2 separate regions of the Homo sapiens genome follow, and region 2 is linked to region 1. The links are chromatin loops, found by intact Hi-C in ENCODE. Cell type or tissue: Caco-2. All regions are shown on one strand. Each heading gives the region's core, and the rest is flanking DNA. Links, peaks and the distances in the headings are about the cores only.

Region 1 (9,730 bases), core at 3,606-6,105:
AAAAAAAAAGGAACAAAGGTTGCCTCAGATAAAGGTGGGAAACAAAAAGAGTAAGTTGACCGGGCAGGGACATCAGAGAACTTTCAGAAGTGGGAGAAACATTTCACATCCTAATAGAAGTATGGGCCATATGGGTGTATGCATTTATCAAAACTCCCAGAATGATACACTTAAGATTTGTGCATTTCACTCTATACCTTTTACTTCAAAAAATGTAAAACTTTTTAACTCGTTTACAATATACATGCCGAAGTGTTTAGTGATAAAAGTGTAAAAAGTGTGCAACTTACTCTGAAATGCATCCAAAAAATAAAATGGATTGATGGATGGGTAGAAGACGGAGAGACATCTATAAAGCAAATAAAGCCAGACCTAACAACTGTGGGATCCAGGAGGTGGGTACAGAGGTGTCCACTACACCACACAATATTTTCAGCTTTTCTGTAAGATTGCAAATTTGCATGATAAAACGTTGGGGGAAAGTATATGGTGATTACACTGAGATTTACTGGTTTAAATAAATCTCAGAAGTTTAAAGCAGAACGCAAATCTTACCCAGCACTTACTGTTAGTTCATGAGACATAAGATAGGAAGTGGACTGAAGGAAGGGAGCATCAGCAGCAAACGAACAACACCCCAGAGACCTGGGGGCGGAAGGGATGCTCAGGCGAGGCGAGCTCTTTTTGTCCACAGACATCCTTCCTAATGTCGCCTCAGTTTAAAACTCTTGTGGCTGGGCGCGGTGGCTCACACCTGTAATCCCAGCACTTTAGGAGGCCAAGGCGGGTGGATCACAAGGTCAGGAGTTCGAGACCAGCCTGACCAAGATGGTGAAACCCCGTCTCTACTAAAAATACAAAAATTAGCTGGGCATGGTGGCGTGCGCCTATAATCCCAGCTAATCAGGAGGCTGAGGCAGGAGAATCGCTTCAACCCAAGAGTCGGAGGTTGCAGTGAGCCAAGATTGCACCAGTGCACTCCAGCCTGAGGGACAGAGTGAGACTCCATCTCAAAAAAAAAAAAAAAAACTCTTGTTACTCCGCATAATTTTAAAATAAATCACTTCAGTGTATCAATTATCAAGTTATATATTCCTAAGTATAAAGTCTCAAAACAAAACACATGACCTTGAGTTGCAAATATAATACTATGTGTATATTCTGTCAACTAACTGAAATGAATTCAGTAATTTTATACCAAAACGTCATTTATATCTCTGTATATCCAAAGTAATTTTTCCTTTAGTTTTATGACACAGTCTATAACCTTCAGTAAATTACAGTGAGGAAAAAAAACATAATGACCATCTTACGTGATAGACAAAGTAATTATCACCACTTTGAAAATACTGTCCGTCACTTCTCCTTAATGTTGCTTTTGTTAATAAAATGCATCTCTGGAGTTGCAAAACCTAAACCAGGCAAAAAGATGAGTTTGTATTTAAGCAGATCATTTTAATAGAGATAGTACTGTGATCAAAGGAACAACTGAGAGTGTTCTGTATGTATCTTCTGGTCTTGGAGAGGGCCTACAGTTTCCCTGCACACAAGAGGCCCTCAACAAAAACTCAAATCCTAACCATTTTCCAAAGCTTAACTCAAGTTCTATCTTCCTTGAATGTTTTCCTAACCATGCAAACCCACCTTATTCTCAGCTAACCACACAGTCTTTCATCTGAAAGAAGCTGTAGCGCCCATCTATCATATGGTCTCATTTACACAGGAATCTTTTTCTAATACACCTGACACATAGCCATCAACTCTGCCCAAGTTAGTTAGTTCATCACCTAAGAAGGCAGTGCATTCATCACCTAATAAGGTAGCCCATGCTACTACACAATAGCTCTAGTGATTAAATCATGCCCTCTGATAGTTCTGAATCAGTAACATCAGGAAGTTTAACTAGAAGAACACTCAAAGTCCCTCCGAGGACTAAATTCTAAGAGTCAGTTAATTTGCTGACTCTGCCTGACAGCTACCCAGGACGGGATGGAAGGGATGGAAGGACAAGATCCCTGTCCTCAGGGGTCTCACACCCTAGGGTGCCCCTGTTAACTTGGAAATCTTAGAATGCCAGCATTTAAAAAGACTTCAAGATGGCATGGTCCCACATCCTTATTTTAAAATTGGATTATAGTCACTGCCCCAGAAAGCTGAGGGAGTTAGACAAGGCCATGGAAGAACCCCTTATCCCACTTGTATCATCTGCAATAGCAGGATATTCTACTCTGCTCTTAAATGCTCCAAATAGATTTTTTTTTTAAGATGGAGTCTTGCTCTCTCACCAGGCTGGAGTGCAGTGGCGCGATCTCAGCTCACTGCAACCTCCGCCTCCCGAGTTCAAGCGTTTCTCCCGCCTCAGCCTCCTGAGTAGCTGGGATTACAGGCACGCGCTGCCAAGCCTGGCTAATTTTTGTATTTTTAGTAGAGACGGGGTTTCACCATGTTGGTCAGGCTGGTCTTGAACTCCTGAACTCATGATCCGCCCGCCTCAGCCTCCCAAAGTGCTGGGATTATGGGCATGAGCCACCACGCCCGGCCAGATTTTTTTAAATTACCATTTTTCTCCGTAGTTTTACCTGTTCCAAAAAGGAAGAAGATAAAAGTTCACTTTTAAACACACTAATGCTTGCAGGGATGACAAGGAAAGCAAGTGCATATTGCCAGAACCCTGTTCCATGAAGGTAGGTGTCTCGATGTACACTTCTCTCCACCTTCCTCAACACCTCCCAGGGTGCTACAGCAAGGGAAGTACAGATGTGCTAAGCCTTTGCTATTGGAATAACAAAGAGCGTAGTAAGATGAAAGCAGTGTCTCTTGAAACTCTCCTAGGGCCTTGTTCCTCATTCCATGCACATATCCTGTGCCGACTCAACATCCCCTCTGCTCCACAGCTTATCTCAGAAAGAACTAAGTTACGGTGCCAAGCTAAGAGGATGAATTTAGAAAGCTTCACATAACCAGACGCACAGCGACAGCAGCCATCAGACATCACCCAGATTTAACTGCCCTAAAATTAGCAGTCAGAGCAAAGTAGTTACTGCAATGATTGCGTCAGAGCTATTCTGACTGGCAAACTGCCAGTTTTAAACAAATTGTCCTGCTTTCTCTACCAGGGAAACAATATTTTGGAACAGAGCCAGCTAAGCATTTCAGTGAATGTTCAAATTCTAGCTTCTCTATTAATGTTGTATAATTCAATGACAAGGTGAACAAAGTCTACATAGGCTACATCTGCAAGGGTGTTATTTTCTTTGTTGTAAGCACTTATTCTTTGGGTGAGTAAAGTACTGTGGATGAATCCTTTTAAATATTTAAATGCCTGAAATGTATTTAGGGATTCACATTCAACTGGCTTAAACAAAGATTATGCAAATCTAGCAAAATATAAATGCAAAACAAAAATTGTTTTCCTCTTATATTTCTTTTAATCTTGGCAAAGACTCGGGCTAAAAAAAATGTTCTCTGCATGATCACAGAAGGACCCACTCACTTCCCAACAAAGAATATATAACCTGATTCAATCAGTAAAACTGCTACCTCACCACAAATTACAAAATTTCTAGTTAATAACAGACAATTCACTGGCTGAGAGAACAGGGCAGTTTTTAGACCAGAACAATGAGCTCATTAGCCCAACCCTCAGCCTCCACTTCCCCCTTTCAGTGATAGTGAGTCGGTAATTCCGCCATTCTTATATGCACACACCTTCTTTAGTTCCCTCCCTCTCTCCCTTCTTCCTTTCTGTCTTTTCATTCTTTCCTTTCATCATGATTTATTGAAACCTACCATACCTTACAAGTGAGCTGTAGAATAAAGAACACTATAGCTGGAACCAAGAGAAATGGGTTTAAAACATAAGGACTCAGATTCAGAAAACCACACTTTCATTAAACCTTAGTTTTTGTATCTGTAAAAGGGAAAAAAATCCCACCAGCCTTATAAGGTTCTCGTTAAGTATACATGAGAGAACACAAATGAAAGTTCAAGCACGGTAACATTTTACACTCGCCTTTAAGAATATCTCTCCCCAATTCTTTATTCTCTTCATAAATCAACATTAGTCTCCTTCACTTATTCTTGTCATTTAAAACATTTTTTTTTTTTTGTGACAGGGTCTCACTCTGTCACACAGGTTGGGGTCCACTGGCACGATCAGCCCACCGTAACCTCGAACGCCTGGGCTCAAGGGATCGGCCCTCCTCAGCCTCCCCAGTGGCTAGGTCGACAGGTGTGCACCACCACACTCGGCTCATTTTAAAATTTTCTGTAGAGATGGGGCCTTGCTTTGCAGTCCAGGCTAGTCTCAAACTCCTGGGCTCAAGCAATCCTTGCCTCAGCCTCCCAAAGCACTGGGATTACAGGCATGAGCCACTATGCCCAAATTAAAACATTTTAAATGGGAAAAATGACCTATTATTCCAAACAAATGAGTTACAACGATCCTCAAATAAAATTGGTTGATAAATTGGATGCTTCTACTATCATGTATGCCTTGCTTACAGCACTTATCACAGCATACCTTATACACAAATGTAAACAAATAGGAGTTAGAATGACATCCCTCTAATGTCATATTATAAGAACTAGCACTACGTTAAGATATTAAAGATAAAAGACTTTTACCATATAAAATTAAGACTATGGCTACTGAGCACCTACCACATTTAAGGCATAAATAATATCCTCATGTACTGAGTCAACAAAAGATGCACTATACAATACTGATGGGGTTTTTAAACATCATGATTTCCTGTAGAAATGAACCCTGCTAATGGACTGAGAGCTAAAGGACTACAGACAGTACTACACAATTCAGAAATCCTTTCTGTTCAGTAAGCTTGATTAAGCCCCAGCCAGGGCTTTTAAGTCAACTGCAGCCTCATGGGATTCAAATAGGGCTATGCAGGCATCAGCACAGATGAGACTTTGAAACCTGGGAAAGGTGTGAATCATACTCTCTCATGAAAGGCGGCCACCTAAGGGTGCCCAGGCTCCCAGGAACCACACCCCTCTGAATGGGGCTATAAAGTTCTTGATGTAACAGATGGAACACAGTCCCTCTTCAGAAACTTCCACATTTTTACCAGTTCCATATCAGAGTTCAATCACAGGTCATTTCAAACGACCCAGGAAAGGCATAAATGAGGTATAAACTGTTGTTCAAGATAGATCATGTACAATAGAAATAATGATTAGAACTTGCTCAACAGTATTTAGTTCAACAAAAGCCAAGATAAAGGAAGTTCTTTTACGTTCAACCCACAACTCCCAATCATTTCTTTAACAAATATTTGTTTACTGTGAGCCTATTATGTGGCAAAAACCACCTAAGTGCAGGGAATACAGCAGTAAACCAGAAATGTCCCTGCCTGTTTGCTGCTTATGTTCCATTATTAAAATCGAACAGGAGGATGGGTGGGGGTGGATGGTGCTCGTTTAGCTGGAAGTTACTGGAGATACAAGAGCAGGGCTCCCTGCTGTCTCTCCTCACTCATTCCCAACCCACTAACGGCTGGGAAGCCAGGCATTCCTTGCACTACGGGTGGCTGTGTGCTACAGTTCTGGCCAATCACATACAGACAGAGCTAGGCTGTCAATCTGAACTTTTAACATACCCTGATCCTGGGAATGCTTTCGTCTGAGTGTGATAGTATGATGCTTCTTAAACAGCTGAGTTCAGAACAGGCACAGTGGCTCACGCCTGTAATCCCAGCACTCTGGGAGGCCGAGGCGGGCAGATCACGAGGTCAGGAGATCGAGACCATCCTGGCTAACATGGTGAAACTCCGTCTCTACTAAAAATACAAAAAAAAATTAGCTAGGCATGGTGGCAGGCACCTGTAGTCCCAGCTTCTTGGGAGGCTGAGGCAGGAGAATGGCAGCAACCCAGGAGGCAGAGCTTGCAGTGAGCCAAGATCGCACCACTGCACTCCAGCCTGGGTGACAGTGCGAGACTCTGTCTCAAAAAACAAAACAAAACAAAACAAAAAAACAGCTGAGTTCAATTAGAAACTTTCTAAGGAGAATAGCATCGCCATTACATTAACCTCCTACCCCTCAATAAATGAAACCCCAAACCAAGACCCACAAGCAATTCTGGAAGAAAACAGGCCAAAGTCAGAAATGTCTTCGGGAAAAAGAATAAATACACAGTAAATATAAGGCCCATCAAGAGTGGAGTTTGTCTTCCGCTTGCCTCACAAGACCCTACAGGCTCCCTAGAAATTCCATTTCTCAACTGCTATAAACTCTAACCAGTGATAGTACAACAGTGGTCTCTACACAGGGGCCACACATTTCAAAGATACAAATGCCCTTGAGATGCAGAGAAAATACTTCTACATCTATTTATTTTTAATATTAATCTTCTTAAAATGTACATTTGTTTTATGTCCATAATATCTTAGCACAGTAAAGTATATGTTTATACATACAGATATATTATACATATACACACACACAAACGTGCATGCAGATATGTATACATGTATACGCATACATACATGAACACTTAGACAATTGTGTATAGATGGGATGCACGTTGAAAAAAGTTTGAGAACCTTGAGAACCTGCTAAAAAGAAACCACTGTTTCTTGCATTAGGCCATTTAAACACCTGAAACAGGTAGCATTTGCCCTGTACAAAGAATCAAAACTATAATTCCTAAAATTACTTATTAGAAACTTCAATACGGAGAGGACAGTATCCCAAAGCTATTCCTGAACAATGTGAATACCCACTGTTCAACAAGGAACCAAATGTGTTATCAAAACCACCTCCAGAAGACAGTGAAAGTAGTTATGCTGACTTCACAGGACACTATGTCTTAAGCATTAACCAGAACTTTCTTTTAAAACTCCACACAATAGTTCATCTCAGCAGACATAATCTTTTATTCACCCAGGAGTTCTTACTTTCCACAATAACAATTTTTAACACTGGCTCTTTACCTAGATATTTTTACTTAAGAGTTTGAATAAACTACCAGATAGCTTACTTCGGACTGTTCTGATTTCTTGAGGAACTCAACTAAATGGGGATATTTCTCAGAAGATTAAGCAAATATGTAGAAGTGAAAAATATGGAGTAATCTAATGGGCAGAGTTCAAGACACCCCTTTTGGCTAAATGTTTATTAGTAAAATAGGAAGAGAAGTATATCAACCAATTAAAACAAAACCGGAAGAGACTGTGGTGTTCTTCCCCACTATCTGAAAGCAATTCAACACAAGAGAATACCAAACCAAAAAATAAGCTGAAGAAAGTCCAACAATATTCTGATTTTTCCTAGAAGCACTGCAGTTCCTAAGGCCTCCGGAGGTCACAGATCACAGTGTGACCCTAGTGTCTCAATCCAGTCAGTCATTTAACACATTTTCTTAATCATATGCAGAAGAGAGTGCTCGTTACTAGGGACACACTGAAAATGAACTCATTATTACTCAGCATAACTTGGTCAGTAGAACCAGCAAAGGAGGTTTGACACACTCTTTCAGGATATCCATGTGGAAAGGTGGAGCTATATGGGCTAGTTATAAGATATGAAGAGCATTAGTAGTTAACTATAACCGAGAGTGTGACTCCTTGTAAGCCTCGAGGGAAGCTTCCAGAGACACACTTCGTGTTGTTCAGCCAGTTTAACAATTTCATCACCGGCTTAAGTAAAGATATAAAAGAGTCTGATCTAATAATGTACAGACAGCATTTCTTTGGGAGGACAGGTAAAGGTGCCAAATAATATAATCAAATTCTAAAAAGCATGATGGAAAGAATCAGCTAAAATAAAGCAAAACCACAGCGCAATAAATGTTAGGTTTTGCAATGACATCAGCGCAAGATGGAAAGACGAGGTTCAATGGCAGCATGTGATTAACGGCTCGGCAGGTTTTAGCGAAAAGGAAACTCGTTGAGTCTGGCCACCAGAAAAGTAAATGCAAACTTGGACTACATCAGTGCAAGCAACATGCAACCTATGACAAGACACTCCTGCTGTACTCTACACAGGTCATGTTCACGGGTCACGTTACACCAAGAGCCCAACTCTGACAGAGACTGAAGGATTTGTTCTGTAGGCCACCAAGGCAGTAGAATTTGAATAAACAAGCAGAATCAGATTTCAATTCTATAGGCCAAAAAACTTTCTAGTACTCAAAACCATTAAAAGGTGGAAATCACCACCCGTTACTTGCAATGTTCAGGTATTACCGGAAGACCACTTACAGAGATTATATAAAAGGATCCAAATATCAAAGAAGGGTTAGTTGAGCTACTCAGTGATTTCTAAACCCCGGTCCTTAGTGAATTTTTCATTGACCCATGCAAAAGAAAAAAGTGTCTGTGTGGGGATAGATATAAATCCACGAGTGGGGTAATTTTAACACAGCTCCTCTCTGGATAGGAAGAACTCTCCTTTAAGTCTGACAGCATACATATTCTTCCCCCTTTCCCCACCTTTTCTCTTTTTTGGTACATCAAAAGGATTTTGACGAAATGCATTGACAATAGGTAGTAACTGCTGTTGTCAATTTTAAACACACTTATGTAGCAACATTAAATGCTGACATATCTGACAATCCCTAATATTTGCTTTTTTTTTTTTTTTTCATTTTACAGGTAGACGAAAACAAAAGGTATAGGAACAACATGACGAGACAATCTTTAAGGTCCTTTCTGGCCCAAAGGAGCATGACAACTAGACTCGACTTGCTGCATATTTTCTTCCTTCCTACCACCCAACTTGGCTATCTAGTACTGGGGGAGAAGAACGAACCAAGGAATTGGGTTGCACTAAATATGAAATCTCTCAAGAAGCAGAACCTCAACAGTGAGTCAAGATCTGGCTCCCTTCTACAGCTGCTGTTCTTTGGAACCAAAGTTTATGAATCCAGTTCAGAAAGGATCAAAATAATCTATGTCTAAAGTTGGGAAGCTTTTAAATTCCTACCACATTGTTACCACACTTTTAAAAGGAGTCACAGCTACATGCAACTGGAACACAAAAAGCAATTTCTGAATCATTGATTTCAAGGTAAACCAAGTAGCTATGACCCTCATGCAAAGCATTCACATACAAACTTACTATAGGCCAAGGCAAAGAAATGACATAATCATGAAAAATATAAACATCCCAGTCAGACAGGCATTTTCATTACTCTAATGCGTTCGTCTTAAACCTTAAAGAAACCCCAAATTTTGGTGCTGAAAGGGATCATGAAAATAGTTTCATCCAAATTCATTTGTGACAGGTGGTAGAGGCAGGAAGCTCAAGGTTCCTGTCTGTGCCTAAAGCTTTTTCTACTCTCACTCTGCAAATGAATTAGGCACATTAACAGAAGTAGAAAACCTAGAACATGGTTCACTATTCTCTAGGACTGTACTTTGTATTTCATTGAAGTTCAAAACAGAAAGAAAAAAAAAAGCAGCTTTTCAATTAACAATACCCTAGTCTAAATTTTCTTCAAATTCAGTGTGTCTTTAAAAGGATTTGTAATCCTCAACTACCACCATAAATTGATCAGAAGTTCAAAAACTCAATGCCTTCCTCAATCTCAAAAAATAACGCTGCATTTACCAATTATGGTTGGGGGCAAGGGGCTGTATCCACATAAACACATAGTTCTTTGCAAAGTATGCAGGAAACACAATCCCTTTAAACTAGTTTCGATGCCCAAACACAGTGCTTTTAAACCAGTTTCAATTACCAAACAACTGGTTTTTCAGGGTAGCTA
Region 2 (9,730 bases), core at 2,879-5,378, 360 kb before region 1:
TGAGTTACATGCACCCACTGGAAGTGATTTTAAATGACCTTTGTCAGAGAGGTTGCAAACAGGGGCATGTTTCTTCCAAAGAGCACACTAGTTAGCTTTCATCAGTGTCGGAATTTATATATTGAAAGTAATAACTTAACAAATATTCTGTAATTGAGCCTTTGCCTTTCCATGAATTTTTATCACTTTAGAGTGACTCATACGTGGACAGGTAGAAAATCCATGTGTGACACAGAACCTAAGCTGTGGAGAATTAGTCTCAGCACAAATTGTCTTTACCAGGCATTTGGCATTTAGTCTCACATTGCCTTGAATTGTTGTTTGCTCTTTTCATAAAAACAGTTTCCCATCTAAACTGTAAGCTCATTTCAATCTGGAGCTGTGAGTGTTTATTCTCAGATGTCTCCCCTGGACACTGAGCCATTAAGAAACATGAACTGACCTGAGCCAAGTACCAACCGTGTGGGCTGAGCTGTTTGGATCGCAGCTGACCACCCTCTGGCAGCCCACATATTCCCAAGAGTCAAGGGCGTTAGCCAAGGCCCATCCAGGAAGAGAATCTATGTTAAGTATTTAAAACAAATAATTTAATTCGGGGAATTGGTAACACAGGTGATGGAGGAGTTGGAAAGCCAACAGAGATGGGGTTCCTCAGGTATTAGCCACCTCAGGAAGCCACGGCCACTCCTAGGCTAGAAAAACAAAAGGAGGAGGCAGTGTTACTGGAGCCCAGGAGTCAAGGTCACCAAACATGAGCTGGGTCCATGTGGGCTGGTTCACCAAGAGCCAGAACCACAGGAGAGGCAGCTGCTGGCAGAAAAGCTACCCAAGGCAGAGTGGGAGGGAGCGAAATCCATGGCATCTCCCTTCCCTCACCCTCCAAATTCTCCCCACCGCCTCCCACTTATCAGGCCCAGCTGGAAGGTCTAGGAATAGTTGTGAGGGCAAGGCAGACCCACAACGGGCATACCAAGTCCTTATACCGTTTCCTTAGCCCTTCTCCCCATTCCCTTGTTGCAAAGATGCATGTTCTCTGATGTAGTTGAATTCAGCTGTGGATCATCTGCTCTACCCTCTGCAACCCCATCCTCATAGCAACCCTCCTAGGCATGTAGGAGGTGCCTGGCCTTTCCAAGGAGCAGCAAGGTGGCCAGGGTGGTGGAGCCTAGTGAGTGAGGGGGCTGGGGAAGCAGTGGAGGTCAGAGAAAAAGGGAGCAGAGCATATCCTGCAAGGCCTTTGGCTTTCCTCTGAGTGAGTGAGTAGGGGAGGCCTCTGAGGGTTTTCAGCAGAGGAATAATGGGATCTGACATTTTCATTACAATAATTCTGGCTGCTGAGTTGAGAAGCCACTGTGGTGAGGGGAGGGAGAAGGGTAGATTCAGGGAGACCAGATAGGATCATTATGATGATAATTCAGACAAAATGGTTCAGGCCAATGTTGGTGAGGAGCCAGAGTTGAGCTCTAGGGTCCCTCAACTTTAGGCATCAGGGAGATGAAGAGGGATAATGAAGCCCACTGAAGACGCGGCCAAGGAGCAGGGGTAAGGAACAGGAGGGTGGTGTCTTAAAAGCCAACTGAGGAAAGTGTAGCAAAGAAGAGGGAGTGGTCACCCCATCAGTCCCATCACCACCGATGGCCAAGTGGGAGGAAGACTGAGAAGGATGGATTTATCTGCCTGCAGTTTTGGTGACTTCCATGGGGCCAGTGTTGGCAGCATGGTGGGGTGATGGCTGATTGCAGTGGGTTGAGACACAGGGGCTTGAAACGAGCTGGAGACAAGGAGAGGCTTCCCTTTCCAGGTGTTTGGCTGCAGAGGGGAGTAGGGGCATGGTATGTGGCTGATCAGGGAACTTAGTTTGGTTTATTACTGATTTTGAATGTGAGAACTAAGAGCATGTTTCTATACTAAAAATAAAAGTGCACTAGAAAGGGGAAGACATGAATTAGGATACATCCTAAAATTAGAATTTTGGTGAAGTGATGTCCTTGAAAGGTTAAGAAAGGATGCAATTTTATTATATTTTTATTTTATTTTTAAATAAAATTGTATTTCTTTAAAGTGTACAACATGTTTATGTATACGTAATAAAGAACATGATGTGTATATATATACATGTATATAGGAATGATTACTCATATCAAGCTAGTTAATAATCATCTCACTGTTACCTGTGTGGGGCGGGGGGATGGGGGGCGGTGCCCAGTGAGAGCACTTAAAAATCTACTCTCTTTGCAAATCTGCAGTATACAATACAGTATTAGTAACTATAGTCTTCCTGCCACACATTAGATTTCTAGAATTACTCATCCTACATAACTGCAACTTTGTACCCCTGAACTAACATCTCTACCTTTCTCCCACCTCCCACCCCTGGTAACCATGCCCTGTGTAGTCAGCTTTTTTAGATTCCACACATCAATGAGATCATGCAGTATTTTACATTTCTGTGCCTGGCTCAGTCCACTTGGCATAACATCCTTCAGGTTGAAGGACAGAGTTTCAGCATTACCACCCTTTTGTGGCACCTGGGACTTTCCCAGCACTAAGGGTCCTATGTCCCAGGAAACCATCAGTCCTGGGCAACCAGGATGGTTAGTCACCTGAAGTGAAGTAAGTAGGAAGCAAGAACAGCCATCAATGAGATTGGGTAAGGCTGCCGCGTCCGTCCCTGTAATCCCAGCTACTTTGGAGTTTGAGGCAGGAGGATCACTTAAGCCCAGGCGCTTGAGACCAGCCTGGGCAACAGCAAGACACCCATCTCAAAGGAAAAAAAATGATTGGGGAAGGAGGTGCTGGGGATTTTTTTGGTAGCAAAGTGAACCTGGGGAGGCACCTCCAACTGGGCCACACAAGTTACCCAATCCCAAGAGAGCACGAGAGAATGGAGAGAAGTGGTCTTTTCCTTATGGTTTTTAAGCTTCTGATCAAAACAATCTGTCGTGAGAGAAAATCTTTAGCAACAAAGGCTTTGAGCTCATGAGGGAAAAACCCCAACTAATGCCCAAAAAGAAATAAAATAGGAGTCTTAGCTGATAGCCAGTGAAAAGAGAAAAATTCAAAATATTATCCACATCACCTACCCTATCTCTGCAGTTAATGGAAAATCACATCGTCTGTGAGCTTTTTGGAAAGAGGTTCACTAGATAAGACCGTCTGAAAAAAATCTGCCATAGAGAACTATTGACCATACCATTTGTTTTTCTTCTATTCTCTGGCTGTGATTGTAAACTTTGCTTGCTTGATAAGAACCTTTCATGTGAAGGAGCTATAGATAATATCCTCCTAGGTCCCGGGCTTATGCTCAAATGATAAATCATGTCAAGATAAGGAAATCATTTGGTTCTTTAAAGTTGAAAAGAAGATGTGATTAAAAATGTTATTTTGTGGCTATATGGGATGGTTTCCTATAATCAGTTACCCAAAATAAACCATATTATTTAGCGACTGTCTGCAGAAAGACAACCTAACAGATGTTTAAGACAATGAAAGAAAGCTGAAAATATCTCAAATATAGAAGTGCTTTTTTTTTAAAAAAATATGTGTATTGATTTTGGAGTGAGGGAGTGAGAGACATATGTTTATATATTTCTCGTTCCCTCACTAGCCTGATATTGCTTTTATGGGACAGGTTTTTTTTTCCTACATAAGATAGAAACTGATGCTGTGAACACTTCAAGTCTAGGAGAAAAAAATGTGAGTTGAAGCTATGTATGATCAGGATTTTGAACTGTAAGATATGTGGCTTGTGTGGAAATCTCTGAAGTCTATGAGATCACAAAGTGGAAGTCACAGGTAAACTGTGTCTGAGGAAGGTGCAGAGAAGGAAAGGAGAAAAAACTGCGCACGTTTGGAGTCACAGGTATTTTTGTTGCAATTTCACCATAGAATATAAGGCAGGGGGTTTCTTTTATGGATGAGAGCAGTAATCCACAAATATGACACCTTTTTTCCCACCCTCCCCCAGCCTGCTTACCCAACTCACTCACACTTCCTGTCTACCCCAAATAACCCGTACTTCTTGTCTATCCAAGACATCCAGTGCCTTAGGGCTCAGGGCTGAGACAGAGCGCGTGCCAACTGCACCTGCGCGGGGACTGAGTTCTCGGAGAAGGGACCCAATAGGTAAATGACTCCAGAAGGTCTTCTCCCAGCAGCCAGAATAAGACAGGAAATGAAGCCGCTTTATTGACAAGGTAAGGGAGCCAAGGCTGGGCCAGGTCTAGAATCGGGAAATGGGGGCATTTTCTACCGAGCAGACAGCCTTTGCTTCTCCCTCACAGCCAGGTGTCATATTTGTGGATTACTGCTCTCATTACTACTTCACTCACGAGAATCAGGCAGTTGGCAGCTGAGAGTCCTGGCCAGGGTTTCTCCCAGTTTTCCTCAAAAGCACCAGGGAGGATCAAGGGTCTGGGGTAGACCTGCTTTAGAAGCCTCAGGTGCGAGCCCTGAATTCGTGTGTCCTGAGCTGAGGACAAGTTTTTTGGTTCACTAGAGAGCATTCTCTGGTGGTGACTGAAGAATTCTCTGTCTGTGTTCTTTCCTGGTTTATTCTCCTGATATAAAATCCCAGGCTGTGCTAACAGCTTCACAAGGGGGGAGTTTCTGAAGAGCCCCAGATAGCACATTAAATAGGAATCTGTTGTGTGCTGGTCCCTGTTCTAGTCCTGCACATGAAGCAACTCCCAGCTTTGGGGCAGCAGGGAACATGTACACACTTACCTGTGGCCACAGAGGGTGGGCAGTGGATGCTAAGAGTGGCCAGCCACTCATGCAGGTAGGAGGCCAAGGCAGAAGGTCCTGGTTCTGAACCTGGAAGGAAGCAAATTCTAAGCATGAGAGAGGGGAAGCCAGCAGGGGAGGCACCAGGGCTTCCCCTCCTCCCGCTGAAGGGTTTTGAGTCCTATATTTTGCGGAGCGTCTTTCTCTCCTGGCTTTTCTGCTCCCTCCCTTCTCTCCCCTCACCGGCTTTTTACCCCTATCTAATTCTGAGCCCCATGGCAGACAAGAGGATCTGCAAGTGTGCGGGAGAGTGTGCATATTGGTGAGATGTGGGCATTGGTGAGATGTGGGCATTTGGAAGGAGAAGAACCTTCAGAATTATTTGGGGGAAAGGAAGGAGGTTTCCATTCTGGGTTCTTTCTTTACTTTTCTTTTTTTAGAGACAAGGTCTTGCTCTATCACCAAGGCTGGAGTGCGGTGGCACTATCATGCCTCACTGTTACCTCCCATTTCTGGGTTCAAGTGAGCCTCCTACCTCAGCCTCCTGAGTAGCTGGAACTAGAGGTACATGCCACCATGTCTGGATAATTTTTAATTTTTTTGTAGCTATATGCTGGTGCCACTGTCCTTTGTCTGCTACCCCAAAGCTATGCCTGGTTCATTGTGACAACATTGTAGCACAGGAAGAAAAAACAATATATATATGATATATATATATACATATATGATATATATATTATTATATATTATGTTATATTATGTTGTTATATATATTATATTATGTTATTAGATTATATTATGTTGTTATATTATATAATAATATTATATTATATATTATATATTATATTATATAATATATAATAATATTATATAATTATATATTACATTATATAATATATAATAATATTATATAATTATATATTACATTATATAATATATAATAATATTATATAATAATATATAATTATATAATATATAATAATATTATATAATATTATATAATATTATATAATATATAAATATATAATAATATATATTATATTATATAATAGTATATAATATTATATAATATATATTATTATATTATATAATATAAAATATTATATAATACATATTACTATCCAGTAAAGGGGCCTGAGTATAAAAGGAAGAAGCTTCATCAGGAGGCTCCGGAGGCTCTACACTGATGCCTATTTAGTCTGATTTCCAGTGATTTAGGTCAAACACATTTTGCAGAAATGGAGGAAAAAATGGTATGATGAGGGAAAGAAGTGCTCACCTGCCAGCATTCCCGCCCACCCACTGCACCCACCAACCTTGGCTTTCCTGGAGGCAGTGAATGTTACCCACAGCACGGAGGTCACCAAGGGGCTAGGCAAGCAAATGGGATTTTTAATATGAGCACTTCTTGCCTCAGCTCTGCTGTTCAGCATACTCATGAATGCTCAGCCAGTGCAGTTCTGCCTCTCCATGCGCTTATGTGCATATATATATATATACATATTTTACCATCCAGTAAAGGGTCCTGAGTATAAAAGGAAGGAGCTTCATCAGAAGGCTCTGGAGGCTCTACACTGATAGCTGTTTAGTCTGATTTCCAGTGATTTAGATCAAGCACATTTTTGCAGAAATGAAGAAAAAAAATGGGTAGAGAAATGTTTGATTTACAAGGCCCTTTCCCATGCCTTGTAAAATTCACCTAGCCTATGTTCCATTCTCTTGGGAGTGATGCCTGCTCCCCAGATTAATTCCATTAATGTCTGATTTCCAGTGATTGAAAAAATTTCCTGAATTCAGTTTGAGATTAGCCTGTTGCCCAGGCTAATCTCAAACTAATGGCTTCAAGCAATCCTACTGCATCAACCTCCCAAAGTGCTAGAATTACAGGCATGAGCCACCGCGCCCATCTGGTAACTTTATTCTTTAATCACCAGTACACACCTCGCCCAAGGGTCATTGTCCTCTCTCCTTCCATGAACTTAAGTACCTTTGCATCTCCCTTATTTATTGCTCTGCCTGACAGATAGGGGTGTTTGGTGAAGATAGGCTTGATGAATGAATGAATGCCCAAATGAAGAAGACAGGCTGAGCTTCCAAAAAATTGTTCTTATCCCACCCTGCCTCTAGCTAAGGAGCATCGAAATGGGGGCTGTCTGTCCAGACCAGGCTGAAGAATCATCTTCTCCTTTCCCGTTGAAGCCATAGGAAAGCCGCTGTTCTGGTCACCAATGCCAAGAAGGACCATAAAGCTCAGGGCCTGACCACAGGGCAGCCAGTCCAGTTCTGCCTCTCCATGTGCTTATGGAGTCACAGGTTTGCCCCTCCTCATCCTTCCTAAAGGGAATAACACAGCACGAATACTCTCATGTTGCCAGCCCTCAGAACACAGAATTCTCAGGGCCAAGAAAGTGAATGGAAGGTTTGAAAACATACTCTGGTCACCATATTAGACACAGGAAACCAAGATACATAAAGGCTGACAGTGCTTACCAGCCACAGCTTCTCTCCTGGCAAATGCTGGATGAAGAAAATCCACTGAAGAGTTATTTACACTATGCTCTAGATCCTACATGGTCATTAAAGGGAAGCACAGAACCTCCCCACTCAGAGATGGCCGGTGCTACATTTCTTTACCCATTTTTTCTCCATCTCTGCAGAAAGGTGTTTGACCTAAATCACTGGAAATCAGGCTAAATAGGTATCAGTGTGAATACCCCCTCCTGATGAAGCTCCTTCCTTTTATACCCCCTCTTCTTCTGGATGGTAAAAACAAGATTTCTTCTTCCTGGGCTCCATTGTTGTCAAAATGAGCCAAGCATAAAGCTAAGTTCTAGGAGGCTTTCAGGCTCCAATTCCCAGGGGACTGTGTCTCCTTCCCCTGTGTTCCAGGAGCCCATCTCAGTACCAAGGATGTGCTCAAGGACAAACAAGTGTTCTTTTAGTGCTGTCTCTGCCACCCCATTCCTTCCATTGGCCTGGCCCCCCCTGCTTCAGGGGCTCTGCCTTCCTCTGGGTCTTTTTCCATGCCTTGTAAAATTCACCTAGGCTATGTTCCATTCTCTTGGGAGTGATGCCTGCTCCCCAGATTAATTCCATAGACTAAACTGAGGTTAATTGTTTAATGCTTAGCTCCTGCTGGAAATATTGGCATTTTAATAGGGAGTCGTTGAAGGACTGGAGAGCTGCATTTTAGAAAAATCGATCTAGAAATTATGTAGAGTAAGGAATGGAGAGAGAAGAGTTAGAAAAGAGGAAAAAGAGTTAGCATACTACATAAAACTAAGTACGAAATTATGAGGGTATCGGCTGGCATGACTGTCGTGGACTGGCAAATATTTGCCATTTTTCGGATGCCAGACTCTTTAACAGTTTTCCTGTGTTTGGGAAACATTAGAATGAAGCTTTCTGTAGGTAAAAGCTAGAACTTTGATAAGAATGAACTCCTTCTCAGCCTTCTTGTCACCTAATGTGAAGCCACAAGACTTAAACTTGGCTCATCAGTTACTCACTTAAGAGAGGAAGCAGACGCTGAAAAGATGTCATTTTCTGGCAAAAGAGGTAGAATATGGCAGAGAGATACCATGATTTCAGAGGCCACGGGGCCTCCAGGCTGTGAGAACTCCCTGCTTGAATCTCTGGAGATTCTGAGTTTCCTAATATTTCTTTAATAGATAAGCTTTCTTTCTGCTTTGCTTTCTACCTAGAATGGGTTTCATTCTGGCAACCTTGATTAACACAAGAGGATATTGAAAGGATTTGAAGAAAGTTATCCCGCTGATTCCTTAACAAGATGGTAAGCACTTAAAAGATCCAATTTCATCTTCTTTACTACCCTGGCAGTGCTTAGACTATATACAGGCATTTCATAAGCAATGAAGATGATGCACACTGACTGAAAATATTTTCAAAGTTGTAAAGGACCCTCTGATTCTTAAAGCCAGGTTGGGCACAACTCATGCAAGCATTCAGTGGCCTCCAGAGCTCTCAGCCCAGCTGGGTGTCCTTTAGGGTAAGTAATCATACTTCCTGGAAGCCCACTTTCTCCATCTGTGAAGTGGAGGCCACAGGGAATATCTAATAAGTATCTAGTGATGAAATTCATGGGCGCTTGGAAAGGGCACTGTTTCAGACTGAGCAAGGCTCAGGAAGCCAGGGAGGCATAATCACTCCCACAGAAATTGCATTTGTCTCTAAGGTTTGATCTGCCTGTATGAATGAGAGAAAGAATTTAGCGTGAGGGATATTTAAAATTGGATCCTTTGTTTGCCTGAATAAATGCCTCATGCATTTTTGAGTTTGATTTCCTGTTTTGTTTATCTCCAGAAGAAAAGAAAATAAGGCAGAAAATTCTCCAGCAGAGCTGAGGCAAGAAGTGCTCATATTTAAAATCCCATTTGCTTGCCTAGCCCCTTGGTGACCTCTGTGCTGTGGGTAACATTCACTGCCTCCAGGAAAGCCGAGGTCGGTGGGTGCAGTGGGTAGGCGGGAATGCTGGTGGGTGAGCACCTCTTTCCCTCATCATCTACCATCCATCAGAGGCCTGTCTCCCCTGATTCTTATCTGACACTCATTTGCACTGCTTGGAGAGAAGGTGCAAGGAACTAGGAGAAGATGCTCAAAAAAACACGGATCAGGAAGATGACTGCAGCATTGGAGAAACCAGGCATTGATTTTGTGGACCTCTGGGGAAGAGCTCTTGGGTGCTCTTACAAGGATGACGAGGGCTGTGTTGATCTTGGGAGATGCCACTAAGGGGTTAGGGGTCAAAAGAATTAAATTGCAGAGGCTTAGGTGTCAAAATAAAGAGGAACCAAGAAACAAAATCATGCAGAGCTTTCCAAACTACACTCTTAGCATTTAGTCTTAGCCTTCCGTTAAAACAGCTAAGACAAGGCACATACCACTGCATTATAAACCTGTTGTAGCAGTCATGACCATTTCACGGAGTAATACCAACTTGCCAAAAGGATTGACTCAGAGTTAAATAGTGAAGGGAGGGAAGTGG

The links. A loop is a pair of places that touch in the nucleus more often than their neighbours do. Peaks named below come from ENCODE experiments on the same cell type or tissue, not always from the same donor. Only the 100,000 strongest peaks of a DNase experiment are listed, where the experiment ranks them.
Region 2: it touches region 1 in a loop (7-fold over the local background); 3 of 110 quality-filtered maps call a loop at or near these places.

What each region holds. Positions count from the first base shown.
Region 1 is chr1:232,617,642-232,627,371 of GRCh38, forward strand. All of the region lies in intron 1 of SIPA1L2 (signal induced proliferation associated 1 like 2), which reads right to left. Among named protein-coding and RNA genes, the nearest start is that of SIPA1L2, 7.6 kb to the right of the region's middle. In Caco-2, for the core only: no CTCF peak of the experiment used is centred there; DNase peaks (open chromatin) are centred at 4,960 and 5,510.
Region 2 is chr1:232,257,009-232,266,738 of GRCh38, forward strand. LOC124904550 (a long non-coding RNA gene) reads left to right here and starts at 4,024. Exons shown (of 2, transcript XR_007066942.1): 1 at 4,024-4,196; 2 at 8,430-9,730. In Caco-2, for the core only: no CTCF peak of the experiment used is centred there; a DNase peak (open chromatin) is centred at 4,063.